Linked DNA regions of Homo sapiens: region 2 is linked to region 1. Evidence: read pairs that join two places in POLR2A ChIA-PET (ENCODE). Cell type or tissue: A673. All regions are shown on one strand. Links, peaks and the distances in the headings refer to the core of each region. The heading gives the core; the rest is flanking DNA. Region 1 has its middle 73 kb from the start of CBSLR. Region 2 holds the start of LOC105371651 (a long non-coding RNA gene).

Evidence for each region. Peaks named below come from ENCODE experiments on the same cell type or tissue, not always from the same donor. Only the 100,000 strongest peaks of a DNase experiment are listed, where the experiment ranks them.
Region 2: POLR2A ChIA-PET joins it to region 1 with 10 read pairs; 2 of 35 experiments call an interaction of 5 or more read pairs at or near these places.

What each region holds. Positions count from the first base shown.
Region 1 is chr1:185,383,460-185,397,155 of GRCh38, reverse strand. No RefSeq gene overlaps it. Among named protein-coding and RNA genes, the nearest start is that of CBSLR, 73 kb to the right of the region's middle. In A673, for the core only: no CTCF peak of the experiment used is centred there; no DNase peak of the experiment used is centred there.
Region 2 is chr1:185,278,660-185,295,047 of GRCh38, reverse strand. SWT1 (SWT1 RNA endoribonuclease homolog) reads right to left here. Exons shown (of 19, transcript NM_017673.7): 19 at 3,267-4,374. The coding sequence ends at 4,245. LOC105371651 (a long non-coding RNA gene) reads left to right here and starts at 4,374. Exons shown (of 3, transcript XR_922360.3): 1 at 4,374-11,694. It also overlaps the pseudogene PSMD7P4. In A673, for the core only: no CTCF peak of the experiment used is centred there; no DNase peak of the experiment used is centred there; H3K27ac peaks cover 442 bases.

The DNA.
Region 1 (13,696 bases), core at 1,588-6,587:
ACTTGAGGACAGGTTCAAGACCAGCCTGGGAAACATAGCTAGACCCCATTTCTACCAAAAAAAAAAAGTTTGCCTAAAGTATTAATACATTATAAATGACCTGGGCCTTCCTGTCCTTGGCTCTTCTACCCCATTTCTGTGCTGCTATTAATACTTTCTTGTTACACTCTGGAATTGAATGCTCACTAGTTTTAAATGCAGTATGAGTTGGTTGGTCACACTTTGGACCTCTGGAACTTCAAACCAGGCCCTTGGGAACTACCACATTATTAGATGCCTTGAAATACATAGACTTCTCACCCTCAGCTTAAGCCAAGTATCTTTGATAACATATAATTATCATAGGTAGCATTTATTTTATTATTTTGGGGGGAAATAAGAGCCAACAAACATTTATTTGGTGCTATATGCTGGGTAATATTGTGCATTTTTAAGAATATAGGAAAAAATGGTAAAGGTGCTATATAAATAAAGTTTAGGCAATATTACCAAAGTGGAAAATACTTTCCTATTGCATAATAACCTAAAAAATGAGACAATAAAGGATAAAAACCAGGCTCAAATTTTGTAACACTTTATTCTATGTATATAAACATGTTTTACTGGAAGTATCATTGTAGTAAACATTTTAGAGACTTATTTACTTTATTAATTTTCAGAGAAAAGTAATAGGCTGTAACTTCAATTATGAAAGATTTATAATTCTTTCAAAAGTTTACAAAGTACAGTGCAAATTATATGTTACTACTTTAACCTTGGCTAGGAATAAACAGCACATTTTATTTTCACTGGTCATTGGATTGGAATTTACTACTTTGAGGCAAAATAACCCATTGGACTAGTCTGATACCAAGTCCTCAAATCCCTAATCCAAGCTCCACAGCTCCCTTGGATGTTTCTTATTATTGAACAGAACATAAGTTTATTTATTCGACAATAATTTTGAAGTATTGTCAAGAAAGCAATTTTTGTTCAGAAACAACATTTTTCAAAATGTACATAACTGATCGTAACATCACTGTTTTCTATATTCTCTGTGAACATTATGTTACAATTTTTATTGCACTCAGTTTTTAAGGTATGACAAAATATACTTAGATATTGTTAGCTAATCTAACATTTTAGCTTTCATTCTGCAAATATTTATCCAATGCAAACCATGTTCTCTAGGCCCTATGAGAGGAGTTGGATACACTAATAAATAAGCCGTAGGCTTTTTGGAATTTAAAGTCAAGAGTACAGATGAGATCTTCCAAGATAGTTATGTAAAACAGGAGTAGAGAAAATGTTTCTTTTGATGTGCAAACTCTGATCATTTGATGGCTGCCTGAAGCATGTTTTAGAATTCTAGGATAGAATCAGGATTGAGAGAAAATTGTCAAAATCAATTAACAACGTCTGCTGTGGGCATGTGTGATTTGATGCATATTGTATGTTCATAACTTCTGGTAGCATTAATAGAAAAAAGGACCAAGTATGGAATATTGGATATCAATAATTAATTATGGTATGGGTGAAGGAAGAATAAGAATAGCAGAAAACTATTCAGTGGCAACACCATGGACGCTAGAGATTATAAAGTACAGTACAAATTATATGAATTTATAAGAAGTGAATTTTCAGGAGGAAGTACTCAATGTCAAATTTTTTCCTTGCAGAAGAAAGTTTGGCAAATTGTAATTCATTGGTGACCTCTCTGAAAGCAGTTTCAGTTGATTGGTAGTTGAAACAAGTATAGTGACTAAGGAAGTAAGAAAGTAGGTACAAACTACATAGTTCTAGAAATCAAAGATTCTTCACACTTCCTACTGCTTAATAATATATAATAATGCACTGGGTCTGGACTTATTTCTGTGTTTTTTGTTTTTGTTTTTGTTTTTTTGAGACAGAGTCTCGCTTTGTTGCCCAGTTTGGAGTGCAATGGCATGATCTCGGCTCACTGCAACCTCCGCCTCCCGGGTTCAAGCGATTCTCCTGCCTCAGCCTCCCAAGTAGCTGGGATTACAGGCGCCCACCACTACACACGGCTAATTGTTTTTTTGTTTTTTTTGTTTTTTTTGCATTTTTAGTGGAGACGGGGTTCCGCCATACTAATCAGGCTGGTCTCAAACTCCTGAACTCAGGTGATCCGCCCGCCTCGACCTCCCAAAGTGCTGGGATTACAGGCGTGAGCCCCCGCACCCAGCCTGGGCTTATTTCTTTGTTCACAATTATGTACCCTGAAATTGGAACATCTAGGCTGCATTCTTCTGGTACATCCATATCCCCATTATACAATTTTTCTCTGTAAACACAGATAGTTCTGGGAATCCATTTTACATTATTCTGATGCTACACTCATACATCTACTTTGCCTTTTATTTGCTAAATTATTGACTTTTATTTTTGCTAAATAGTGTCGTCTGTTTAATAATATGAAATATGCTATTACTATACAATATTTACAACTCCCAGGATATCAGATTAGCATTTCTAAAGGCCTTCCTCAATTAAAGTTCAATAATGAGTTCTGAGTCTCAGAATCTAATTTATTAATCAAGATCTTAGACTTTCAAAAATCCTTTTACAATATAAAAAAATCCTCAATTTGGTTAGGGTTCTCTAGTGTAATTAATTCAGTAAGAAACATTTAATCTAAATCATACTGTGGAAAAAAGGAGAAATAGTATGTGCCTTAAATATGATTTCTAGGCCAGGTGTGGTGGCTCACGCCTGTAATCCCAGCACTTTGGGAGGCCGAGGCAGGTGGATCATGAGGTCAAGAGATCAAGACCATCCTGGCCAACATGATGAAACCCTGTCTCTACTAAAAATAAAAAATTAGCCATGTGTGGTGGCACGCCCCTGTAGTCCCAGCTACTCGGAAGGCTGAGGCAGAAGAATCATTTGAACCCGGGAGGCGGAGGTTGCAGTGAGCCGAGATCGTGCCACTGCACTCCAGCCTGGGCAACAAGAGCTAAACTCCATCTAAATACAAAAAAAAAGATTTCTGAATGTGAATATTCACTAAAATTGTAGACAATTTTATACTCAATTTTGAAGAGTCATAATACTAAAAATATACAACCATGGGATGAATATAACCAGTTCCAATAGCAGATCATGGCACAATTTGCCACACCTCATTGATGAGAACTGGAAATACCAGTTTCCACTCACGTATCAAGTCTTGTTCTAGGGAAAGAACTGCACACAGTGTTTCAGGTTAATCTGATTTTACCACACTTTTATACATCTGAACAAAAAAAATTAAATCGGGAGTCAGAGAAATTGAACAAATACTATTTGCTGGGAGAAATAAACCATAAGCAGAGCTGCAAATCATGACCTTGAGTGTATTCTCCCCTCCGAGGTTGATGAAAATGATCAACTAACATGCCTGGGTCATAGAGGTGAATTAGATCTCTAAGTTTCTTTCCCGTTCTAATGCTGTATGCCACTATGAGTCTACAATGCTAGGAAAGCACAACAAGATACAAAGAGAAATTAGAACAAAGATTAGCTTCAAACTCAGGCAACAGAAGAGAGCCCTTGTTTTAAAGATTAGGTTTGTACTTAGGATATTTAAGGAAAATGGCATGCAAATTCACTCCGAAACAAATACTGGTCAGCCTTTTGGTCTTTTTTTTTTTTTTTTTTTTTTTTAGCTGTGGACCTATTATGAAGGTAAGTTATGATCAGCTAAAATGTGCCTATATAATCAAATCCTCCTTGTAAAATTCAGGATGAAGGAAATGCCAGTTTATTACATCACGCATCACTAAGTGAGTAATTTAAGCTACGTCAATAGCTTGTGTAACAAGAATAAATCCATTGTTATTAAATATTAGGGTAAGATTCGTGTTATATAATTTAAAAGTCAGGATCAAAGCTTTGTTGTGGCACATATAAACTACCAACTCATGGCTTCATTATCACATTTTATTACATTAGCAAGATCTTTTCCATTTATTCTTATGTCTAGTAAATATTTAGTCTTAATTTGGGGGGCAGTTCTTAAATATAGACCAATCTCAAACACAGCCAAAAACTTCATTCTGCCAAGCAAGTCATTATTAATTCCCTAACTAAATTTTTTTAAGAAAATCTATCTTTGAACTTTATTCTTAATGACCAATATAAGAAAGTTAGTCAGATAAAAGATAAAAGGTCTCACGCCTGTATTCTCATTACTTTGGAAGGCCAAGGTGGGTGGATTGCTTGAGCCTAGGAGTTCGAGACCAGCCTGGGTAACATGGCAAAACCCTGTCTCTACAAAAAATACAAAAAAGTAGCCAGGTGTGGTGGCACGCCCCTGTAATCCCAGGGACTCAGGAGGCTGAGGCAGGAGAATCACCTGAGCCTGGGAGATCAATGCTGCAGTGAGGCACGTTCACACCACTGTACTCCAGCCTGGGCAACAGAGCAAGACCCTGTCTCAAAAAAATTTAAAAAAGAATAGATATAAGGTCAAATCACTTGGTTCTTTAGAATCCCCAAGTGAAATCTAGGTCTAAACAGATGTATCAGGTTTCAGTTCGCATTTGCCAAAATGTTGAAAAAGAACCTCACCATATTTTCCATTTAAGTAATAATATATTCAATTTTTACTATGTTTCAATTGTACCAAGCATTTTACATGATTTATCTCATTTAATTCTCACTAATTTCAGGGGTAAATATCATTATCCTCTTTTTACAGATAAGGTAACAAAGGCTTAAGGAAATTAAATGACAAAATGGCAAAGCCAGGCTTTGAAGTCACATCCCTTAACCTTTGTGGCAGTGGAGAGGTGACAGATGGAAGGTGAGCAGTTGATTTCAGGATAATAAGAACTTGATTTCTAGCAAAATCAGGAAAAGTGGAATTGTACTTACCTGATGATGCTTTGGAACATCCATCAGGCGTTCAATAAATCCATAGTGATTGACAGCTGATTGATTAAACCTGGAATTCAATGCTATCATTATCAAAGATGAGGAGAGTTTGACTATGATAGCAAAAAGATGTTTGCTATTATAATCAAACTCATTGATTGATTAAACCTGGAATTCAATGTGATTATCAAAGATGAGGAGAGTTTGATTATGATAGCAAAAAGATGTTATCATTCTTGTTCTACAAAACAGCAAACAGACACTCAATGAGGGTAAGCAATTTACAGAAGTTCACAGAGTAAGAAATGAAGCCAGACCCACATGCAGATCCTCCAAGACCAAGTCCAGCATTCTTTCCACAGGGCCACATAACCTTCCCAAAGATGGTGCTCTGGGCTGTTCAGTGAGGGCCACTTATCTATTGTAACCTCATTGTGTAGGTCCTTAGTGACATACCAAGACTGTCTTGGACTTTCCCCCCAACCCAAATATTCTGTTAAGTTATAGTTTGACCTTGAATATAGCCTTGAACTAGATGCAGCACTGCTCCTACTGCCTGGAGGAGGCAACCTGAACCTTCCTACCAACAGAACTTAGCAAGAACAAAGGGTTTACACCTGATGATGTGATGATGCTATCAGCACTTCAGCATGATGGAAGGAGATGATCACCACAGTGAGGCCTTGGAGCCTAGGACAAGCCCAGCATTTGGAAGGAATTCTATAATGTTTGCTTAATAAGTGATTGAATGAACACAACCATAGTGCCCACTTCTGATTAAGACCAGTGGTCTCTGGTGTAGGGAGTACAAATTCCAAGGGATATATCATACGATCCACTGGAACGTGGAAAGAAAATATTAAAATTTCTACATTGAATTTTTATCTCATCTTTTTAAAATTTCTATTTTGTTTTATAATGTATATATTAGCATAGTGGTACTTGTATGTAATTTTAAAATAAATGTATAAGGAAATATATAAACATTAGGATTACATTACACAAAATATTTTATTGATGGGGATGCATAAGTTTTTAAAATATAGAAACTTCTGGTTAAGATCAATTTATCTAGCTTGTCCTCTGTGAGCCTCATAAGGGCTCCAAAACACCTTATGTAGAGGTTTTCAAACTTTAGTGGGCATAAGAATCATTTGGATAGTTTGTTAAAAATATAGATTCAGACTTCGATTTTTTATACACTCAGTTGATCTGTGGCAGGATCTAAGACTTTGCATTTTTAACCAATAACTAGGTAATTCTGCTCCAGGTGGTCTCAGGAGAAACACTACCTCACAAGGCTACAGTGACCTGGAGAATCTCCTACTCCTGCTACCAACACAGATCAGATACCCCAATGTAATTTTGAGAACTAAAGGGATAAATGTTCTCTTAGGTAGGAATAACCACATATTGCTTATGAGCCTAAAGCCTTGAATAAAAAATATAATTGTAATAGTAATAATAAAATCAGCCACCATTTATTGGACACCTACATAGGATAGCTTATTTCTGATTATCAGAATTCAATAAGGTTTCCATCATCAGCCTGATTTTACAGAAAAAGAAATGGGTCTTAGCAAGGTTAAGCAAGTTACCCAATATTTTCAATTACAGGTTGAGCATCCTAAATCTGAAAATCCAAAATCTGAAATGCTCCAAAATCCAAAACTTATTGAGTGCCAACATAATGCTCAAAGGAAATGCTCCTTGGAGCCTTGGAGCATTTCAGATTCCAGATTTTCAGATTTTGGATGTTCAATTGGTATAATGCAAATATCCTAAAATCTGAAAAAAATCAGGAATTCAAAACACTTCTGGTCTCAAGCATTTAGAATAAGGAGTACTCAACCTGCATTGTTTCTAAAAGCTTTGAGGCCTAGAAGAAGAAACTTTCTTTACAACTTTCCAACTACTTATTATCCCAGTAATGTGTGGGAGACTTAGTGTTATGATCTTGATTCTTTTTCTGCATTCAGATTCACATGACTCAAAGGTGGCTGAGAATCAGATATACAGTTTCTTCATGGCCAGCCACTATCTTGTCTTTGTTCATAATGACCTTGGAAAGTCCAGAGATTGCTTATCTATACTGTGCTATAACAACCTACCTACAAAGAGACGTTAATTAAAGAGGATGACTCTTTTAAATACAAATACTCCAAGGTATTTATGTAGAATTTCATCTCTCATGTCTTCAACTGGTATCTGTAAAATGGGAGGTTTGGACTAAATATTTGGTCAAATCCTTCTCTTCCAGAAGTTAGACAATTATAACTTTATTAGGCAATGAATGACGGTCATTTATTTAGGAGGCTTCTCCTAGTTGCGGTGCCCACATCATCACCCACCTCTCACATCTTCCAATGCAGACTCATTTGCTTCCTTTGAAAGCAAGTGAGTAACCCTTGGAAAGTCCATATCACCCCCAATACTATATTGGCTGCCAGGGGCATGAAGCCATGAAGCAACTTAGTGATACCAAGATGCTGTAAATCTCAAAAATGCAATTTAAAAAGCCATGTTAATTGCAGTCCTCCCTTCTCTCTTAGGTTGTTCACTTTGAGGGAAGCTAGTTGCCTTGCCATGAAGACACTCAAGCAACCACACAGATAGGTTGATGGCAAGATGGAAGAAGCTGAGGCCTCCAGCCAATAGCCATATGAATGAGCCAGCTTGAGCCAAAGATGCACTGTCTTAGAGCGGACCCTAGAGCCCCTGTCAAGCTTTCAGACAATGAAGCACCGACTGACACTTTGACTGCAACCTCATGAAAGACCCTGGGCCAAAACCACCCAGCTAAGCTGCCCCCAGATTCCTGACCCTCAGAACTTATGAGATCATAAATGTTTGGAGCTTTAACTTTAAACACACATATTCACATACACAATAACAAAATTCCTAAGACTAATTTCTGAGATAAAGGGCCCAAAACAGCCCCTCAGAGATTTGTCCTAGCAGGGAGTCTAGTCTGAACACCAAAACAATGTTTTATAATCATGTTTTGTTGGCTCATTTTCCAGTGTCAGCAACCCCCAAAATGGGTTCAAGAATTAACACACCCTTAGAGCTAGGTTCACTGGTATGCACCCTGCAGTCCCAGCTACTCAGGAGGCTGAGGCAGAAGGACTGCTTGAGCCTAAGAGTTCTGGGCTGTAGTGTGCAATGATCATGCCTGTGAATAGCCACTGCACTCCAGCCTGGGCAACATAGTGAGATCATGTCTCAAAAAAAGAATTAACACATCCCTCCCTTCCTGCAGCCTTCCTGGATCTAATCAGAAGGGGAATGGCAAGTGCTGGGGCAGTGTGGGTGTGCTTTTTTAACCATAAACTCATTGTTAGGTGCTGGCACCTCATATCAGATCATTCTGATCCTGAGCTATTCACCAAGCTTGTATTTAAGTGCCTTACACCTACATGCTTTCTACCCATAATAAAGACAGCTTCCATTGATCTCCAGTCTCTAGGAGCCTCTCAGAGTTTGCAAGGAACCTGGGTTGGCCTCTGTGGTTTGTGAGTATGACATTCATGCTATTTACACTATTGGGCCATTGCCTCTATCCTACTCTGTTGAGATTCCTAGGAATTTACACAAACAGGTGTCAAAGATGAACCATGTTTGGCCCCAAAGAAAGCAAGGTAAATGAAAGAAGATTCTCATTATTCAGACAAGAAACTGGTGAGTCTTTGGACCTTAATAATACCTCTTTGTGACTGTTAATATGACCAGTAAGTTCTCTGGCTGGTGCAGCATGCTGGTGTAATAAGATAAGAGTCAGCCTTGCATTTACTTGCTCCTTATGTGCCTGGAGCATAGCCTCACTACAGAGTTTATTCTCTAACTTCAAGGAGAATTCTGTTATGAAAAAGAGATGCTGTTGAAAATGAAGAATAAAGCCAAGTATGTGTCAATGGATAACTATGGTTGGAAAGGTTGTTTTTAACATTTTGGCTATGTTTTGCAAGTAATAGGTATTTTTTAAATGTGCATCGACCAAATGAAATGGCTCAGATACTATCTAGTAGCCTTTTTGATAATGAATTTTCCTTTTTCAATTCCACTGTCCTTCAGTGAAAGGACATAATTTGCATCGAGTTTCAGCAATGTGAGCATTCAGTAGTTTATTATCATTTGATTTCATAAACAAAAAGCAGAGTATGAAATAACTTCTGTTGGATTTAGATTTTAGTGATCATTTTTCTTTGTCCCATGAAACATTTTTTTGCTGGAAATGCATCTTAAAGATGCTGTCACCTTCCCTTATCACTCTATTGGTGCCCTCCTACACAATTCTGAACAGGCCAGTTTGAACTCTTCTGCCACAGTGATTAAGGTCCCTTCTCATAGTAATATTCTATGGACACAAAATCTGGGTTTTGTTTTTTGTGTTTTTAAAGCAAAGCTGGTGAAAAATTAACCCTTAACCTCAGCTACAAAACTTAAGTACATTAAAAAATTCTGGTTCAAGACAATTCCATATAACTTTCCAACATTTCCTTAGATTGTGTGCAACCTTTAAGAGCACTCGGCCTGTTCTTTTTAGCCTCTGCTTCTGTTTACCTCCCACTCTTCAAAGAAAGGCTCTCTCCCCTGTGTGTTCCTTGGTCGAAGTTCAGCTGAAAAAAAAAAAAAAAGCCAACCTTATAGCATTGTTACCAGTTCATTCCAATTGTTTGTAATCTAGCTGTGGCTATCAGATATGGACTATGGGGACAGTGGAAGTGAGTACATTGGTAGTGCTTTTGTCCATGTATATGTAGTCTCTCATAATCAAATATTTTTCCATTCCTTTGAAAATATGTCTATGTGGGAGCAAGACTCCATCTCAAAAAAAAAAAAAAAAAAGAAAGAAAGTATGTCGGTGTGGCCAGGCACGGTGGCTCACACCTGTAATCCCAACACTTTGGGAGGCCGAGGCAGATGGATCACCTGAGGTCAGGAGTTCGAGACCAGCCTGGCCAACATGGTGAAACCCTATCTCTACTAAAAATACAAAAATTAGCCAGGTGTGGTGGCACACCCTTGTAATCCCAGCTACTTGGGAGGCTGAGACAGGAGAATCACTTGAACCCGGGAGGAGGAGGTTACAGTGAGCCGAGATTGCACCATTGCACTCCAGCCTGAGCGACAAGAGTGAAACTCCAACTGAAAAAAAATAAAATGAAATAAAGAAAAGAAAATATGTCTATGTCAATCCTATTCTGGTTTGCTGTCCTATTCCTCAGAGGTCACAGGCTGACCACCTGCAGACTTTATTTGGCCCATATAGATGTTTTGTTTGTCCTCCACATTCTAGGAGGACCAACCATTCCAGTTTGGCCTGGACTCTCCTTGTTTTAGCACTGAAAGACCCATGTCCCAGGTAACCCCTCAGTCCCAGGAAAACCTGAATGGTTGGTCACCTATTTAAAAGGTTGGCCCAAGACTTTTGTTGTTGTTTTAATTTTAAATTGGTTGCCAATATGTAAATATCTGAGGATTTTACAGAAACATCCAGATTTCTGGCTTCTCTTTAAAAATAGAAATATCTGACACAACTGGACCCTCTTGCATGGCAACTATAAGCGGGAACTGAGTCGCAGCTGCCCCATTAGGTAAGTCATGTTATTTCCAGGGTCCCACAGGCCCTGCCACTTTATACTGCCCCCCTAGACTGAGGTGGAACATCGGCCATTCATTATTGCTCTCTGGCTATTGTTTTTCTTATGGTAAAGGTGAAAGTGAAGTTCCCTATATCTACGTTTCTATTGCAAGGGGGAAAATGAAAGATCTAACAATAGGAGAAAATACACTGTGTGTATGTAGCAATGAAGACTATTCTTACCTGTTAATAGTCCTGGCCCTCTGTAACTGGGTATGCAGCCTACTGGTCCCTCTGGGCACTGAAGTCCTGACATACATCATGGGTTCTGTCATTTGTAGTTGATAGCTTGTGAGGTTGGTACCTTTACTCAGGAATCTGGCAGTGTTGCCCAGAGCGTACAGGCTGCTAGCACTCCAGAAATATCATTAAGCAAGGTCTTAAATGCTTGGTCCTTCCTAACAGGAACTCAATTTCTATCATTTGCTTCAACTCCATGTAAAAATCCGATCAGCTATATCTTCCCCACCAGGGATTTCATGAGTTTCAGCCACTAATTAATTTCTGTGCTTCATTCATCTTGAAGTCATTAAGGAATCTAGTCAAACACATAACCTATGCCTAGTAATCAATTTTAATGTTCTTTCACATGGAAATATTCATAAAATGTTCATCTCCTATATTAAAAACATTTTTTTCCCTCACTCTACATTCTTATCTGTGTTTGCAGGGAGCTAATCCTCATCTGTAAATACTGAAAAAGCAACTAACCTGGAGGGAACAAGGTTCTCAACTTTGTGGAAGCTGAGATGATGCCCTTTTCATGGCTCATCATTTTAATATTGGCACATGCCTGGCCCATAATAAGCATTCAAGTAGCACTGACTGACTAACTGAATGAATGAATAAATGAATTAATGCTCAAATGAATAAATAAATGGTGCAAAAGGTGGTGGCCTTTTTTTTTTCATTAGGGCTATGATGGCTGCTGAAGAAGGTGTAGGCTTTGAGGTTGGGAAGATATGAGTTCAAACCCTAGTTTTTAATCCCAGCTCTGCCTTCCCTTGCCAGATGTCTTTGAACAAGCAGTTCCTCTGAGCTTTGGTATCCATGTTGGCCTAACAGAAATAATACTATCTATGCCTCATAGGGAAGCTGTGAAGATTATATGAGAAAATGTTCAAGGCCTCATACAAAGGAGGTACCCAATAAAGAGTAGCTAATTAAAAAGTCGTTCACAAGGGAAGTCGGACACAGTGGTCATGCCTGTAATCTCAGCACTCTGTGAGACCAAGGTGAGCAGATTGCTTCAGCTCAGGAGTTCGAGACCAAGCTGGGCAACATGGCAAAACCCCGTCTCTACTAAAAACACACGAAAAAATAGCCGGGTGTGTTGGCATGCACCTGTTTCTCCCAGCTACTGGGGAGGCTGAGGTTGGAGGATCACTTGAGCACAGGGGACAGAGGTTGCAGTGAGCTGAGACTGTACAGTGCAGTGAGAGCCACTGCACTCCAGCCTGAGTGACAGAGTGAGACCCTGTAACAAAAAAAAAAAAAAAAAATGAAAGAAAGAAGTCCTTAAGCTACCTCTAAGTGTGAACTGCTTAAAATGGAGAATGCAAAAGTTTTAGAGTTTTAAGTTTCCTAACTTTGATAAAATCACATTCTTAAAAAGCACATTCCAAAATTTTGTTTAGGTTCTTCTATATTGCTATACTTTTTGATAAGCTGGAGCTCCCCAATTATTATTTCATATTGATTCTATTTAAAGTTAGGTTTTAAATATGTAAAACAGATAAACCAACAATATCTATAATTGCAATGGGCTTTTTAAATAAAAAGCCCACAGATGCAAGGTTAAGAATAAAACGAATTTTACTTGGGAGGCTGAGGAGCAGGGATTGTTTGAGCTCAGGAGGTCAAGACCAGCCTGGGCAAAAACAAGACCCCATCTCTTAAAAAATGAAAAAGAATGGGAGGTGGAGCCAAGATGGCTGAATAGGAACAGCTCCGGTCTACAGCTCCCAGTGTGAGCGACGCAGAAGATGGGTGATTTCTGCATTTCCATCTGAGGTACCAGGTTCATCTCACTAGGGAGTGCCAGAAAGTGGGTGCAGGACAGTGGGTGCAGCACACCGTGCGCGAGCTGAAGCACGGCGAGGCATTGCCTCACTCGGGAAGTGCAAGGGGTCAGGGAGTTCCCTTTCCTAGTCAAAGAAAGGGGTGACAGACGGCACCTGGAAAATCGGGTCACTCCCACCCTAATACTGTGCTTTTCCAAAGGGCTTAAAAAAACGGCACAGCAGGAGATTATATCCCGCACCTGGCTCAGAGGGTCCTACGCCCACAGAGTCTCACTGATTGCTAGCACAGCAGTCTGAGATCAAACTGCAAGGCAGCAGCAAGGCTGGGGGAGGGGCACCTGCCATTGCCCAGGCTTGATTAGGTAAACAAAGCAGCCAGGAAGCTCGAACTGGGTGGAGCCCACCACAGCTCAAGGAGGCCTGCCTGCCTCTGTAGGCTCCACCTCTGGGGGCAGGGCACAGACAAACAAAAAGACAGCAGTAACCTCTGCAGACTTAAATGTCCCTGTCTGACAGCTTTGAAGAGAGCAGTGGTTCTCCCAGCACACAGCTGGAGATCTGAGAACAGGCAGACTGCCTCCTCAACAGGCAGTCTGCACCCCCAGTAGGGGCAGACTGACACCTCACACGGCCGGGTACTCCTCTGAGACAAAACCTCCAGAGGAATGATCAGGCGGCAGCATTTGCGGTTCACCAAGATCCGCTGTCCTACAGCCACCACTGTTCTGCAGCCACCGCTGTTGATACCCAGGCAAACAGGGTCTGGAGTGGACCTCTAGCAAACTCCAACAGACCTGCAGCTGAGGGTCCTGTCTGTTAGAAGGAAAACTAACAAACAGAAAGGACATCCACACCAAAAACCCTTCTGTACATCACCATCATCAAAGACCAAAAGTAGATAAAACCACAAAGATGGGGAAAAAACAGAGCAGAAAAACTGGAAACTCTAAAAAGCAGAGCGCCTCTCCTCCTCTAAAGGAATGCAGCTCCTCACCAGCAACGGAACAAAGCTGGACGGAGAATGACTTTGATGAGCTGAGAGAAGAGGGCTTCAGACGATCAAACGACTCCGAGCTACAGGAGGAAATTCAAACCAATGGCAAAGAAGTTAAAAACTTTGAAAAAAAATTAGACGAATGGATAACTAGAATAACGAATACAGAGAAGTCCT
Region 2 (16,388 bases), core at 2,063-7,062, 100 kb after region 1:
AGAAAGACCTAACTTGGAGTAATGAAACTACTGAGATGAAATGTCCAGCAAGGTAATAAGATGAGATCTGTTAAAACGATTTTTAAATGGGTAAAATATTTGAAGACACTTTGCAAAAGAAGTTGATGCCATAAGAACACAGGAAAATACTATCATAAATCATTAAGAAAATGTAAATTAAAACCAAAATGGCATACACCTATTGAAACTGAATATACCAAATTCTGCTTACGATGCAGAGCAACTTGAACTCTCATACATTGCTGGAGGAACTGCAAAGGTGCACAGGCAGTTTAAAAAACAATCCATCCATTTTCTAATAATCTGTGACAAAGCAATCCCATTCGTAGGTATTTACCCAAGTGAAGGAACATATTCACACAAACCTGTATGTGAATATAGCAACTTTATTCATAATCACCAAAAACTGAATTCAGTGAAGTAGCCTTCCACCTGGTGAATGAATAAATTTGTACATCCATGGCAATGCAATACTTCTTGGGAATAAAATAATGAACTACTGATAATATGGATAAGTCTCAAGCATCATGCTAAATAAAAAGCCAGACTCAAAAGCCTCCATTAGCTGGGCATAGTGGCATGCACTTGTAGTCCCAGCTACTCAGGAGGCTGAGGTGAGAGGATTGCCTGAGCCCAGGAGTTCAAGGCTGTAGTATGCTATAATGTCTGAACAGCCACTGCACTTGGGCAACATAGCAAGACCCTGTCTCTTAAAAAAACAGTCTCCATTTATATAGCATTCAGGAATAGGAAAAACTACAGGGAAGGCAAACACATCAATGGCCTCCTGAGCTGGGAATGGGAGTTAATTACAAAGGGACATGAGGGAATTTTTAGGGGTGGTGTGACTTCAATATCTTGACTGCTGATGATTGATTGATTACATGTTTGACAGAACTCACAGAACTCTACACTTACGAAGGAAAAAAAGTTTTGTTTTTCTAGCTTAACCAAAGTGGTACCAAACCTTTAAAATATCAAGCTTAGAAGAAGGGCTAGAACATGTCCATATTTTACCTCATTAGAAATAAAGAATAGGATGTTGAAAATGGTTTGTGCTTTAAGAAGACTGAACCAAGCTAGTAGCTCGGATTTGGGTGTCCACCACCTCACCTTCCAGGCTTATAACTGGTAATTCTGCTCAAGAATCTGTCCTCAGTGTTTTCAACATCGAGAATTAATTTGAGACAAACTACATCTAGTTCATAAACAAAGCTAGAATTAAAAAGGATTCCTGTCACAGGCCAAAACTAGTCTACAAACCCTCAGGGTGGCCAATTCTTGCTTTTAACAACAGCCAAAGATATTAAAGAATTCCATGAATACAGAGATGGATTTTTAAAAATACAAGTATATATAATACTAAAACCCTCAGGAAAGCCAACATCTTGAGGTACTCTGGCTCCAGAAGAATCCATTTCTGTGGGCCATATTCCAAGATCTAAGAGGTGTATCTGTTTGACTTTACTGAGTGGCTTTTCACCTGACAGACCAGACAAACTTAAAAGCTTTCAAGTCAAACTTTGGTAGGCAAAGGTAAAGTATGTCTTTTGTTTTAGAGTAGGTGAGCCTGCAGGTCAATTTGTCAAAAATATTAACTAACCACAACTATGAGACACTACACACAGTGTAGTTCCTGCCTTCATGGGGCTCAGTTCTGTTCACTGGAGTGGGTTTTATATATACCCAATAAATAGAAGTGTGACTGGCCTGTCCAATCTCGAAGTCAGAAAAGGGCCATGGGTAGCATCACATCCTTAGAGACTGGATGCAGTCACCAGACTTTGAGGAAAGAGGGAAATTCATCCCAACCTGTCATGCTAGCTAAGAGAGCAAAAAGTCAAGAATATGAACAATGTGACCTAGGCTCTGAAAGCTGACCAAGACACCATCTAAATAAACCTGGACTGACAATGAAAGGACTTTCGTTCTCCCTTAAAATAATGTTCAAAATAGCAAGGAAATAGAGCTTCAGATGTGTCTTGTGTCACCTGGTCTTTCATGTGACAGTCAAAGATCCACAATGTGAAAGTGGGATTAACCCATCTGTGAAGTTCTAGTCTGTGCAGTCACAATTGACCACTGCAGGTTTTAACAAGAGGACCCTGTGGGGACACAACAGACTTCAATTCTTTAGCCAGCTTTTCCTTGGCTCAGAATATGGAGAGAGCTGGAGGCCCTCCAAACCAGAGGATGTTCGCTGGTCTTCCCAGGAGAGAAATGAACTATCTTTTGTAAAAGTAAGTTTCAAAGGCCAAGTGTAGTGGCTCATGCCTGTAATCCCAGCACTTTGGGAGGCCAAGGCAGGTGGATAACTTGAGGTCAGGAGTTCAAAACCAGCTTGGCAAACATGGTGAGATCCTGTGTCTACTAAAAATACAAAAAAAAAATTAGCCAGGCATACTGGTACATGCCTGTAATCCCAGCTACTTGGGAAGCTGAGGTATGAGAACTGCTTGAATCCAAGAGGCGGAGGTTGCAGTGAGCCGAGATCGAGCCACTACGCTCCAGCCTGGGTGACAGAGTGAGACTCTGCCTCAAAAAAAAAAAAAAAAAAAGGAAGTTGCAAAACAGTAAAGGAACTCTCAACCCCTGCATTACATGATTAGGACAACAAATAGAAAAGTAATAAAGTTTACGATCATAAAAAAAAAAAAAAAGCAACAAAGAAGGGAGAGGGAAAAACAAACAAAAAAAAGCAAGACCTGACATTTCAAATGATTTCAAATGGAAGAAATAAAAGCTAAAACAAAAATTTTAAAACAATGTTTTTGAATAAAAAAGACTAGAAAGTTAAAAAAGGACATCTTCACATCTCAATAATATTGAAAAAGTTTTTTATATAAGACTGAAGTAGGCATAAGGGTAAATATGTGATAAGACTGAAAAGAAATTTTAAGGAAAGGATTAACCTATATTAAAGCGATAAAAAAAAAAAAAAGAGGAGTTACCAGAACAAGGAAAAACAAAAACCCAACAATAACAACTAGAAGTTGAAGGATAAGGGTCTGAAAAAACTTCTTTTCATGGGGGTCAGCAGGCAACAGATGAATGTATATTTATTTGGCTTCTCAGGAAAGAAAAGGAAAGAGGCAGAGAGCAGAGATGCCCTCTTAAAGCTTCCCCATTTGCCCAGAAGCTCATAATCTCTGACAGCACTTTGAGCCCCATCTGTGCGGCTGGTGGTGTGGTTCCCTAATCTGGCAAACCCAAAGCTTAACAGGTTCTACACCAACTAGTGAATATCCTGAACAAGTTCTCTTTTATTGCAGACAGTCACTTTTATAATCATACCTTATGTACATATCAGAAACAATTTGGAAGTAAAAAGCCAAATCTTACCAAAAATAAGTTATTTATTGCTTTAAAAAATAAACATTTATAATAGAATACCAAATTCTATTTAATCTAATGTGTTAACAAAAGCATAATATATTCCAGTAAACAAGGACTTCCAACTTATCCTATAACTAAAAAGTCAACTAAACAGTTGGTTTTAGCTAGAGACAAACATCAGTCACTGCCACCAAATTCCATTATATAAATTTATTTTGCTTCACATTTAAGGAGAAACCCAGCAGAGGGGTCGCCCTGCTCTTCCCCACTAGAAATGTACTGAAAAGTGACAAGCCCACAGAAGGAAAGGCTGTATAAGGAAGTAGGAGCTTCAGTCAAATTTCTACTTTCATTACCCTGAGGGAGGTGAAGGAGGGTGTTATTTTCATCAGGTCAACATGGATGACAGTTTGATCATAAAAAACAGCCCACATTAAGATTTCATTTGTGAAATATGGTGAGCATGATCATGCCCTAATGATTTCTTAGGGTTTGGCAGTGTCTCTGGTCACATGCCCATACTTAGGGTTGAAAGAAATGCTAATACTGTACCCTGGGTCTTCCTCAGATGCCACAGTGGCTCCTGCCCTAGGATGACTAAAAATACGGCTCTCCTTTCCTTAGAGATACTGGCTCACTATCAAGAATAGAGGTAGGGAGGCATTGTGAACTCCAGAAGAGTTGAGTCTATGGAGTTTATTCCACAGTGGATACATTAGGCTTTTTAGAGCTACAATGAGACTGTCAGTAATAGGCGATCACCTTTTTATACCTATGAAACATTTCTTAAAATTCTCTTGGGTTTGGCCCAAAAGAGTGACCAGATTGAAAACTACTCTGTTATTCTTAAGGACAAATGCAATTCCTTTAAAGTTACAAATCAGTACTTATATCCTATAGTTGAGCATGTCTTCACACCATCCCCTGTTTTTGGCCTCCATATAAACAGATGCATTGCACTGCTGCATGGTATATTCCATCTCAACCAGCTGGCGGCATCCAATGGTTAACTTTTCCCTAGGAGAAAAAGAAATATTAAATCATTGCAAGACAGCTAGTCAGAGAAATAAAAATTCTTTTTCATTTTATTTTACATTTTAATTGACAAATAAAAAATATATATATATTATGTATAACATGATATTCTGAACTAGGTATATATTGTAGAATGGCTCAATCAAGCTAAATAACATATGCATTATTCCACACACTTATTTTTGTGGCGAGGACATGTAAAATCTACATTTTTAAAATTACTATTTAAAAAAAAACTTTTTTTAGAGATAGAGTCTCAGCATCTTGCCCAGGCTGGCCTCGAACTCTTGGGCTCAAGTGATCCTCCTACCATGGCCTCCCAAAGTGCTAGGATTACATGCATGAGCCACCACGCCCAGCCTTAGTTATTATTTTTAAAAGACAGGGTCTCACTCCTGTTGTCCAGGCTGGAGTACAGTGGTGCAATCACAGCTCACCATAGCCTCAACCTCCTGGGCTCAAGTGATCCTCTAACCTTAGCCTCCCAAGTAGCTGGGATCACTGGTACACACCACCACATCTAATTTTGTTTTGTTTTGTTTTGCTTTTTTTTTTGGTAGAGACAGGGTCTCACTATGTTGCCCTGTCTGGTCTCATTCCTGGGCTCAAGCAATTCTCCCATGTTAGCCTCCAAAAGTGTTGGGATTGCAGGCATGAGCCAGTGCATCTAGCCAAACTCTACTTTCTTAGTGATTTTCAAAATACAATACATTGTCATTAACTAAAGTCACCATGTTGTACAATAGATCTCTGAACTTATTTCTCCTATCTGAAATTTTGTGTCCTTTCACCACCATCTCCTCAAAGCCCCCCATCCTCCTAGCCCCTGGTAACCACCATTTTATTTTCTACTCATACTTTTTTAGATTCCACATATCAGTGAGAACATGTGGGTATCTGTCTTTCTGTGCCTGGTTTATTAATGTCTTTTAGGTTCATCCATGTTGTTCCAGATGACAGGATTTTCTTCTTTTTTTAAGAGTGAATAGTATTCCACTGTGTATATATCCCACATTCTCTTTATCCATTCGTTCACTGATAGACATTTAGGTTGATTCTGTATCTTGGCTATTGTAAATGGTGCTGCAATGAACATTGGAGTGCAGATATCTTTTTGACATACTGATTTCATTTCCTTTGGATATATTAAAAATTCTATTCCAACTGTGTGGCTTACCCCTTGGATTAAAACATCTTAACATAAGCCCATTTCCTACTAAGAGAGGTCCTTCAGAGAGTAAGGTAGAACTAGATTGTTCAACCAAGCCCATTATATAAAAGGCTATGTTAGGCATCCAGCTTTGCCTGTTGGTGGCAGGTCCACCACGGAAGAAGCCCTAATTCCAGAATTCTAGGAATCACACCAAGGTTGTCTTCATGTTGGCTATGTAAGAATTTGTGCAACTAAGTGCTTTTATCTTCCTATGTTATTTGTTTGTGCTAATCATAATTGATGGTATTTTACCTCAAATATCAAAGAATGTATTTCAAATCCCAGTATTAGTCCATTATATTTTTATTTTTCTCTTATTTGGCTTGAGAGTAAAGAAGAGGCAGACTGGAGGATATTAAGAGGATGTACCTCCTGAAAGGAACAGATACTTGAGAGGGGTAAGGAAGTTGACAGAGTTTCAATTCTTAGAAATATTGCTGAGACAAGTTACCTAGCAGTTACCAAAGGAATGTTAGTAACCTTAAACCAAGGGTGGGGAAGCAGGGAGTGCTTAATATGTGCCATATCTACTTCACAATTTTACTTCAGGCAAAGCCAGCCAGGCTCTCAAAAGCTAACATGAGACTACAAATTGTGGAATCCCAAATTGTAGGACACCAATCCATTATATCTAGCATCTAGAATTCAAAGTGTCAAAGAATTCAATCCCGTAAATAACTCTTTTAATCTACTGGGAGATGGTCTATGTAAGTTCACAAAGAGCACCCAACATCTAGTATAGCATCTGGCATGTTAAGTATTCAAAACTGGCAGTCATTTTTATTTTAACAGTTACACTGTCATTACTTCCTTGGCTTCTGAGATAGCTCTGCCATATTCATGGTGTTGGAGAGAACCACTAGCTACCTCTCCCACTGCCCCTCCCACATGACAGATCTCTTGATGGAGAGTACAAAGGAAGAAGAACTGAGGGGACAATCAGAACTCGGGACAGGACAAGGAGTAGTGACAACACCGAAGTAAATAATAATAAAGTAAATGTACCATATTTGGAATAATGTCACTTCTTGACAATGTGTGGTTTCTCTGAGACTGATTAAAGCCTGACTTTTGGGTGGCTCACATCTGTAATCCTAGCAACTCAGAAGGCTGAGGCAGCAGGATCATGAAGGCCAGGAGTTTGAGAGCAGCCTAAGCAATACAGTGTGACCTGCTCCCTAAAAATAATAATAAAAAAAATTTAAATCTGACTTTTGGCTTTGTGTAACCCTAATCTCATTTTCTACATTTAAAGTTTAAAAATAGGGCTATGGTGCTGCCAATTCTTCACAACTACTCAAAAAAATGATTTTGAAACACTCTTAAGGGATTCAAAATAGCAGAGATATAAATGTTTTCTTACAAACTTAAAAACGAAACAAACTAAAAGGGTAGGCCCCTATTCCTGTCCTTATTTATTCCACATGTGAAAAAAATATCCTTCAGTAACTAGACTTTTGAATCTATTTCTGTGTCTTATGTTTTTCTTCCTCTCACCCCTTGTAATTAAGAAATGAGCTCTATCTTCTCTTTTCCTCCTAGTGGCATTTGTTTCTTAATTCACGTGAGTTAGTATTCTGGACAATGGATTATCACCTACAGATTTTGCTTCCTGTAGCAAGTTCCGTCATCACTGGCTGAGAAAAGTATTGGCTGTTTTTCATAGTGTCTGCTTGGCCTATACTTTTTATTAGATCATGGTGATAGGCATTCTTAAGTTCCTTTACCTGGTGGTTAATCTGTAGAATGACAGAATATTGGCTGCAGGGGCACCTTAACACCTCTGCTTGTCTTCTGCAGCATCTCCAGTGAGTCATCTGACCTCAGCTTTTCCCTCCTGGTGATGGGACACTCACTATTGTAAGACGCAGTTCACTGCTAGATAGTTCTTCCTTTATATTGGGCCTATAAAAACCATCTATCTGACCTGAGTCTGCCTAAAATAAAACAAAAACTCTCTTTCCCTTCTTCCTCTGATAGTACAAATATTTTATGTCCCTATTTCTTTTTTTCCAAGAGGAATTATTCCAATTCCTGATCCTTTCGAGAACAGAGCTCAAAACTGGAGGTTGCTTCTGGTTCTGCGATTCATGAGATTCTGCAAAATAACAGCCACTATTTCTCTAGATTTTCCTATTAATGGTATCAAATTTGCTTTGACCAAATCTCGGGTCAAAATAACTAGAAATTTTATCATACAATTTAAAAATAATTCCACACAGTTTTGTGATTCCTTTCGCATAACCAATTTGGTCAAAGTGGCATGGTACTAGTGAATTTACATGATCTAATTCCAGTGCTGGATGCAATTTTTCCAAAATCCAAGAATGAGGTCTATAATGGATATGTGTTTTACAACCCTCTGAATTTTTCTATTTTTCTGAATTTTCTATTGCAAATTTCTACATTTGCAATGTGTACGTCAAATAAAAGAAAAATGAAATACAATGTAATATATAAAATACAAATATAAAAGCAGTATATAATAGCTAACATCAACGGTAAAAGAATGAATGCTTTCCTCCTCAGATCAAGAACACGATAAGGAAGGCTTCTTTCACTATTCAACTTTGTACCATTTTGTACAACTTTGTACAACTTTGTACTATTCAACATTGTACTAGAAGTTCTAGCCAGAGCAATTAGGCATGAATAAGAAATAAAAGAGATCCAAACTGGAAACAAAGAAACAGAATAATTTCTATTTGTAGATCCTAAAGAAGTCACAAAATAACTGCTAGATCTAATAAACTAATTCAGCAAAGTTGCAATGTAAAAGATCAACACACAAAATCAATTGTATTTCTATACATTAGCAATGAACAAGCAGAAAAGGAAATAATTCCACTTATGATAGCATCAAAAATAATAAAATACTCGGGAATCAATTTAATCAAAGAGGTATAAGACCTGTACACTGCCCATATGCGGTGGCTCATGCCTGTAATCCCAGCACTTTGGGAGGCTGAGGCGGGCAGATCACAAGGTCAGGAGTTCGAGACCAGCCTGGCCAACATGGTGAAACCCCGTCTCTACTAAAAACATACAAAAATTAGCCGGGCCTGGTGGCGTGCACCTGTAATCCCAGCTACTCAGGAGGCTAAGGCAGGAAAATTGCTTGAACCCAAGAGGCAGAGGTTGCAGTGAGCCGAGATCGCGCCACTGCAATCCAGTCTGGGCGACAGAGTGAGACTCTGTCTCAAAAACAAAAACAAAAACCACTGCTGAAGGAAATTAAAGAATATCTAAATAAGAGAAAAAGCATCCTATGTTAATGGACTGTAATATTTAGTAAGATGGTAATACTCCCCAAACTGATCTACATTGTCAATGCAATTTCTATCAAAATCCCAACAACCTTTTTTGTAGAAACAGAAAAGCTGATCCTAAAATTCAGATAGAATTGCAAGGCATCCCAAATAACAAAACCTTGAAAAAGGAAAATGTTAGAGGACTTACACTTGTCAATTTCAAAACTCACTACAAAGCAACTATTACCAAAATAGTTTGGTATGAGCAGACAGACAGACATCCAATGAATCAGAACTAAAAGTTCTGAAGTAAACCCTCACATATATGGTCAACTGATTTTCATCAAGGATGCTAAGACCATTCAATGGAGAAAGAATGGTCTCTTCAACAATAATACTATTAGGAAAACCTGATATCCACATACATGTATATGGATGGATGAATGCATGAATGAAGCTGGACCCCTTACCTTACATCATATACAAAAATTAACTCAAAATGGATCAATGGCCTAACTGTAAGAGCTAAAACTATAAAAATGTTAGAAGAAAACACTGGGATAAATCTTCATAACCTTAGGTTTGGCAATGGATTCTTAGGTAGTCTTAAAAGCATGGGCAATGCAAGAAAAAAATACATAAATAATCAAAATTAAAAACTTTTGTGCACCAAAGGATACTACCAAAAAGTGAAGACAACTTACAGAGTGGGAGAAAATATGTGCAAATTATGTATCTGATAAGGGTCTAATATCCAGAATATATAACATGTTGAACCGCCAGGTGTTGATGTGGTTAATAAGGACAAGGCAAATTAAAAGTAACCATCAAGTTTTTATTCACTTCTTGCCACAGTATAAGCAAGGGGCAAAATGAGAGGTGCTAGTTCTCCAGTGTTTCATTACTTCCCTAGGAAAGGGTGAGATAAATATGCACTGCTGGGTTGTCGGGGTGGGGCACACTGTCTCACTGCTGAGAAGCCCTGAAGAAGGCTGCTGCCTCTCTGCATCTTCATGAACCCAGGGGCCCACGGGGAGGAAGAGGAGGAAGGGCTAGAAGCAGAAAAGTACTGAGTCAGATAAGACAGAAATACCTTAGTCAAAGCCTCCAAAAGGAAGCCTCAGTGGAGGTACCTGGGAAGTGCCTCAGCCAACTCCCCCATCTCCTCATAAGAAGGCCTCCAAACAGAGTCACCTGAGCTAGGAATACAGCTGTGTGTGAGTGTGGCTGCAGGGAGTCTCAGTCACTGCCAGTAAGTACCTCCAGAAAACAGCATACACTGGCATGGAAAAAAAAAAAAAAGACACTTATCTGAGGAATGCAAGCCTGTTTAAATTATCAGGTCCAGAGAGGCACTGGAATGAAACAGCAGTCACATCACTCCCCCTTGAGCTAAATAATTATCTCTTGAAGACACTTGCTATGTGGGCTCTAGGCTAACTGACAAGAAGAAGCCACAACTGCCATATGCTGGACACCCTAACTCATACCCTCTAATTCAAAAATGTATAGCCAATCACTGAACAATGATATATCTGTCAACTATTGAGAATTCCTGTCAAATAACTTTGTATTAGCCCACTCCTTGTTCTCTCTCCCTTTAAAAATTTGCTTGTAACAAGGGCTGAGGGTACACTCCCCAAGGCAACTTTAACACACACCAGGGGCAGCTGTCTTCACTCTGGCTCAAGTAAACTCTTTAAATTATATTTTGTGCCTCAACTCTTCCTTTTAGGTCAACATTTCCTTAGGTATGGGGAAAGCAGCTTCCGCCATTGAGTTTGTCAGATAAAGCCTTGTAATTGTCTATAGTGGGCTCAAACATCACGTAAGATTTTGGCCTGAGGCCAAATTCCTCATAAAGAATTCTAATAACAGAAAGAAAGCCAACCCACTAAAAATGAGCAAAGGGCTTGAATAGACATTTCTCCAGAAGATATACAAATGGCCAAATAGCACATGAAAAGAAGTTCAACCTCTTCCCTAATTAATATTAGAGAAATACAAATTGAAATCACAATGAGATACAATTTCATACTCATCAGGATGGCAATAACTAACCAAAACCAAAAAAGGGAAAATAACAAGTGTTGTCCAAGATGAAGAGAAGTTGGAACTGTTGTATATTGTTAGTGGAAATGTAAAATAGTGTAGCTTCTGAGAATTAGAATCTCACCCAGGAATTCTACTCCTAGGTATATGACCCCCAAAATGGAAAATAATTATAAGAATTCAAATATTTATACACAAAGAGCAATACTACTTATAACAGTCAAAAAGTGGAAAGAACCCAAATGTCCATCAAGAGATGAATGAATAAACAAAATGTGGTGTGTATATATGTGTGTGTGTGATGGAATCTTATTCAGCCACGAAAAGGAATGAAGTATTGATATATGCTAAAATGTGGATAAACCTCAAAAACATTATGCTAAGTGAAAAAAGAGAGATACAAAGGTCACATGTATACATCGGAGATGGGGTGCATCTGATTGCCTGGTGTCAGAAGTGTGTTGTGATGAGTTTCAGAGCAAGAAAAACAGTTTGGTTTGGTATCCGTCTCATACAGTCAGGTACTTTGAGGCTGATGTCACAAACTAGTTTATTATCTCATAAAGGAACAAACAAACAAACAAACAAAAACCTTACATACTTGCCTAACAAACATGTCAAAACACTTTATCAAGAACTTACAAGACAGAAAAAAAAGTGAATTAAATGCTGTACCTAATTTCTCATAAAGATAGAAGATACTGCACAAGATATTTGTTTGGTAATGTTTGATAATCTCCTTAATTTACCATCCTGGATTTGGAGCAAACTCCTCATCTGCTCAGGGTAAGCAGTGCTCAGACACTCTACTGGCAAGAGCAAAAGCTACTTCAAAGAGTCTAAAAACTGGAGAAGAGAAAACACCAGCTGAATTGCAGATATAAGCACCAAGGTTCTTCTGTGTCTTATGGAATTCACTTTTCATCAAAGCTACTTTAATCTAAAATCTTAATTCCTTGCTTTATTAGAACCCATCAGTTTTATGTTCTTGAGCTACTTAATTGTATCCATATGCCAGGAGGGTGGCATACCCAACTCCATGGGGACAGAGGCTCCTGTTTGGGACTTTCCTGAACCTCACTCTATGTATCTCCTCTTCATCTACCTGTTCATTTGTATCCTTTAATTTATCCTTCATAATAAATGGGTAAATATAAGTAAAATGTTTCCCTGAGTACTATGAGCCACTCTAGCAAATTAATTGAACCTGAAGAGGGAGTCATGGGAACCCCCAATTTATAGGTAGTTGGTCGACCTGGAGGTTGTGGGGTTTCCTACTATACTCTCATATACTCCACTCAACAATTCTGACCCCAGATGTGTGTGGGGTTTTCTCCACACAGCACGCAATTCTCCAGTGAACACCGACTCGGTGTACTATAATTCAATTCAATTCTGACACTATCTGGAGTCAGAGTCAACTCCCACAGGTTGCGGGCTCATCAAACAAGACTGCCCCCCACTTCAGACAACAACTACAAGTAACAGTTTGTCACCTCTACTTCTGACCAACTGGCTTATAAATCAGGAGGGTTCCCACAACAACTCCCTCCTCAGGTGTAGTCTGCTAGGACAGCTCACAGAACTCAGGGAAATATTTATGTTTTACTCATTTTTTATAAAATACTTGATATTACCAAGCATATGTTGGAAGGGGCTGGAGCTTCCATGCCTTCTCTGTGTGTGCCGCCCCCCAAGAAGCTACATGGGTCCAGCAACCTGGAAGCTCTCTGAACCTGGTAGTTCAGGGATTTTTTTTTTTTAACCAAACCATTTAATTGTGTCTTCGAAGGTAAACAAAATATAAAGCTGGATCCCAAGCCCTAAGAATGCCAGAACTACACGTAGATCCAAAATGTGGTGTGGTTTTTCTCAACAGAGTTCAAAAGGGTCAGAACTCAAAAGTGTTAAAAGGCAGAGAATGGGTGGAATTCATGCACTCTGTTCAGCAATTTTGTAAATTACCAGAAATAGACCCCAAGAGTCTTTTACGGTGGGGAAAAACTCAACTCCTGGTTTTACAGGTAAAGAATGAGTACCAAAAATGTTATGTTGACTTCTCTTAATTTTTCTCACACAATCTGAAGCCAGAGCTGACTATTACATCCTCAACTCACAGCAATTGAAACTGCAGTATTAGGTACAAGATCAGTCCCTCTATCCATTTGCTTCCATGTAATGCCACAGCAAGGGTGGCCAGAAGCAGAGGGTTGTCAATAGAACAGCTTTTCAAAAAGCACTAAAAGCAAGCAAGAACCTTCTAGCAGCACACTGATTTAGTTTATTAGGTTAATTTACAAATTTTAAAAGCTACATGTTTTACTTTTTCTCCTTTTTCTCTTCTTTCATCACTGTTTATGTTTTCTTTGTCTTTCTCTCTGTCTCCTTTTCTATCCTTTTTGTTCTCTTCTTTTCCTGTCCGTCTTTCTTCTCTGCACCCTGGTTAGCAATCTTGTTGTTGATGAGGCTGTGCAGGGCAACCAAAAACAGATCAGCAAGGCCAAGTATATCACCTCCATTTGGTGGTCGGTCTTCAGGTGAAAGGCCTTGACAAACTCATCAGGGCTGACATCTGGCAGCAGGTTGAAGACATCCTACAGCAGGCAGATGATCTGATGGTTTATGGGTAGCTTGCCTGTCGCTACTTTTACCCTTCAAGCCATGCATAGACCTGGTTAATAATCTGCTAGGAAAGAGTACCCACGGTAGTGTCTTTGATGTCTCATAACAAGTGTTTGACTCTGACTTCCTCAGCTTCCTCTGCTCCAGTTTCACAGTCACATGCTCAAATGTTTTTGTGGTTGTAGTTCTATCAACATGAACTTCTTCCACTGTATATGTTTCTGTAACTTCTTCCACAATATATGCTTCTGTGGGCAGGCTCAGGTCCTTGGGTTTCACATCAATAATGACCAAAACAAGAGTTAGGGCAGCATCATTTCATTACTTCATTGATGGCAATGGCATTCTTGTAAAGTTTATGGCCTGTGTGGTGCCACCCAAATATTCTTTCTCTGGCATTTATTTACCTTCTTAAACAATCCATAAATGTTTTCCAAATAATCTTGGTCTAAAAATCAGATCATCTTTGTCATCTTCATAAAAAAGGACTTAGTCATCATCATAAAAAGGGACTGAAAACTCTTGGACATATCAAGTATTTTCTTTTGCCATGACCCCAATAGCACACCAACATGCTTCTGGTTTCCAACCTCACCAAATTAGCTGAAGTGATCCACCACACTGAGAAGCAACAGGGGGTAGACCACCACCTTCTGCACCGCCAGCTCTGGCATCACAACACACCCCAACCCTCAAGTCCTGGCTCCCTGCCACTCGCCAACACCAACAGTGGCAAGAACTCTCTCAGCTCCTCCAGGCCCAGCTTCTCCTATTCCAGTTTGGCAGCTACTGCCAGTTCAGGGATTTTTATGGAGGAGGCTTCATCCTGTAGGCATGATGGATTATTAACTCAACCTGGAGCCCCTCTCCCCTTCTGAGAGGATAGGGGGTAGAGCTGAATGTGTTAAGCTTCTAATCATGGCTGGGTCCTTCTGGTGACCAGCCCCCATCCAGGAGCCCACCAAGAGTTGCCTCATTAGAGCAAACGATGCTCCTATCACCTAGGAAATTCCAAGAGATTTAGGAGCTCTGTGTCAGGAAACCAGGTTAAAGACCAAAGATTAGAACAAAAGATTATCCCAGAAGTCCTATCTAGGGTTTTAGGAGCTCTGTCTCAGGAACCAGAGTCAGCGACTGTCATTAGTCCGTTTTCATACTGCTATAAAGAACTGCCCAAAACTGGGTAATTTATAAAGGAAAGAGGTTTAGCTGACTCACAGTTAAGCATGGCTGGGGAGGCCTCAGGAAACTTACAATCATGGAGGAAGGGGAAGCAAGGCACCTTCTTTGCAAGGCAGCAGGAATGAGAAGTGCTGAGTGAAGTGGGAAGAGCATCTTATAAAACCATCAGATTTCAATGAGAACTCTCTACCATGAGAACAGCATGGGGGAAACTGCTCTCATGATTCAATTACCTTCACCTGGTCTCTCCCTCCAAACGTAGGGATTATAGGGATTACAATTCAAGATGAGATTTGGGTGGGGACACAAAACCTAACCATATCAGGGCACAGATACACTTCTCATTATTTCACATCTCCTTATTGCAATAAATATGGTGTGGCACATCAACAGTTTCCTTGTTTACAACTAATGCTTTAAAAAAAACAAAAACAAAGATTATCAAATTCAGACAATTTAAATAATTGTCTTAAACATTAACTGTCCTTCATATTCCCAAAGGGAGTCATCTATATGCAAGTTAAATCATTCTTCTGTTTTCACCTCTGAGTCACAGGGAAATGGTGTCACCTTTCATCTTCCACAATTGGCCCCATATCTAGTATGAACCAGTGAAACCAAAAAACCCTCTCTCTTTTGGCAGCTTATTTGAAAATTTTAAGTTGTGGAGCACACCAGAGACAAATATGGAAGATACTGTGTACTCTAAATATTGGCAAATAATTTCACAAAAAACCCAAAAGATCTAAATAGTATTAACTGAAAGCTTGCTGAGCAGCAATTACCATTTTTCAATGCCTGCAACATATTAAATATATTTGATTTCTCTTTAAAATCATCCTTCTGGGTATAAAAGAGGGTTTACTCATTAACTTCATAGTTTAAATCCCTGACATAATAAATGGAAAGAAAACAAAGAAAAAAAATAGTACAACTACTTTAACTATGAACATTTGACCTGACTCCTGAACTTCCCCCAATAAAAACTCTGCCAACTAATCTAAAAGTAAGCTAAAATCAAAACAATTCTAGACGTCTACTAGGATCATGCTTCAAGAAATTGTGGCCTCCATGTATCTACAATAAGCTTTTTACACTAAAAAATACGGCTAAGGTTGGAAGATGTTATATTTTTGACACATCTCACACAATATTTTAAATGTGGATTATCTGTAAAAATCTATATGAGTAAAACCGATTCATTGATAATCTGAAGATTAGGGCAAGAAAACATTTTCTCCCCCAACTGTAACAGATTTGTGTATGCCAACTGGCTTCAGATTTTCTTGAAAAACTTATTTTAATCTAATGAGTTGGTGAACTTTCATAGTTGTGTTGAAACATTTGTGTATGACTATCAATCCTACATCTGATATCCTCAAACAAATTTATCAGTCTGGAGCTTTAACAGTAGAAGCATTTTGCTAGTTAACTTTGTTGCTAGGCCTGTTCATAATATTTTGTAGCCACACAGGTACACAGGTAAGTTATATATAGCAAATGAACTGTGGTTTAGTGATACTTTTATTAAGTTCCTACCTTTTTAAAAATGTGTCCCAAATGAGGTTAAGTGTTATGCTCCTAATCCCATTTTTCCCATAAACCTTGTGGTTTTTATTGCATGACTATACAATGCAGTGGCGACATTTACGAATGCACATGTCGTGTTACAACAG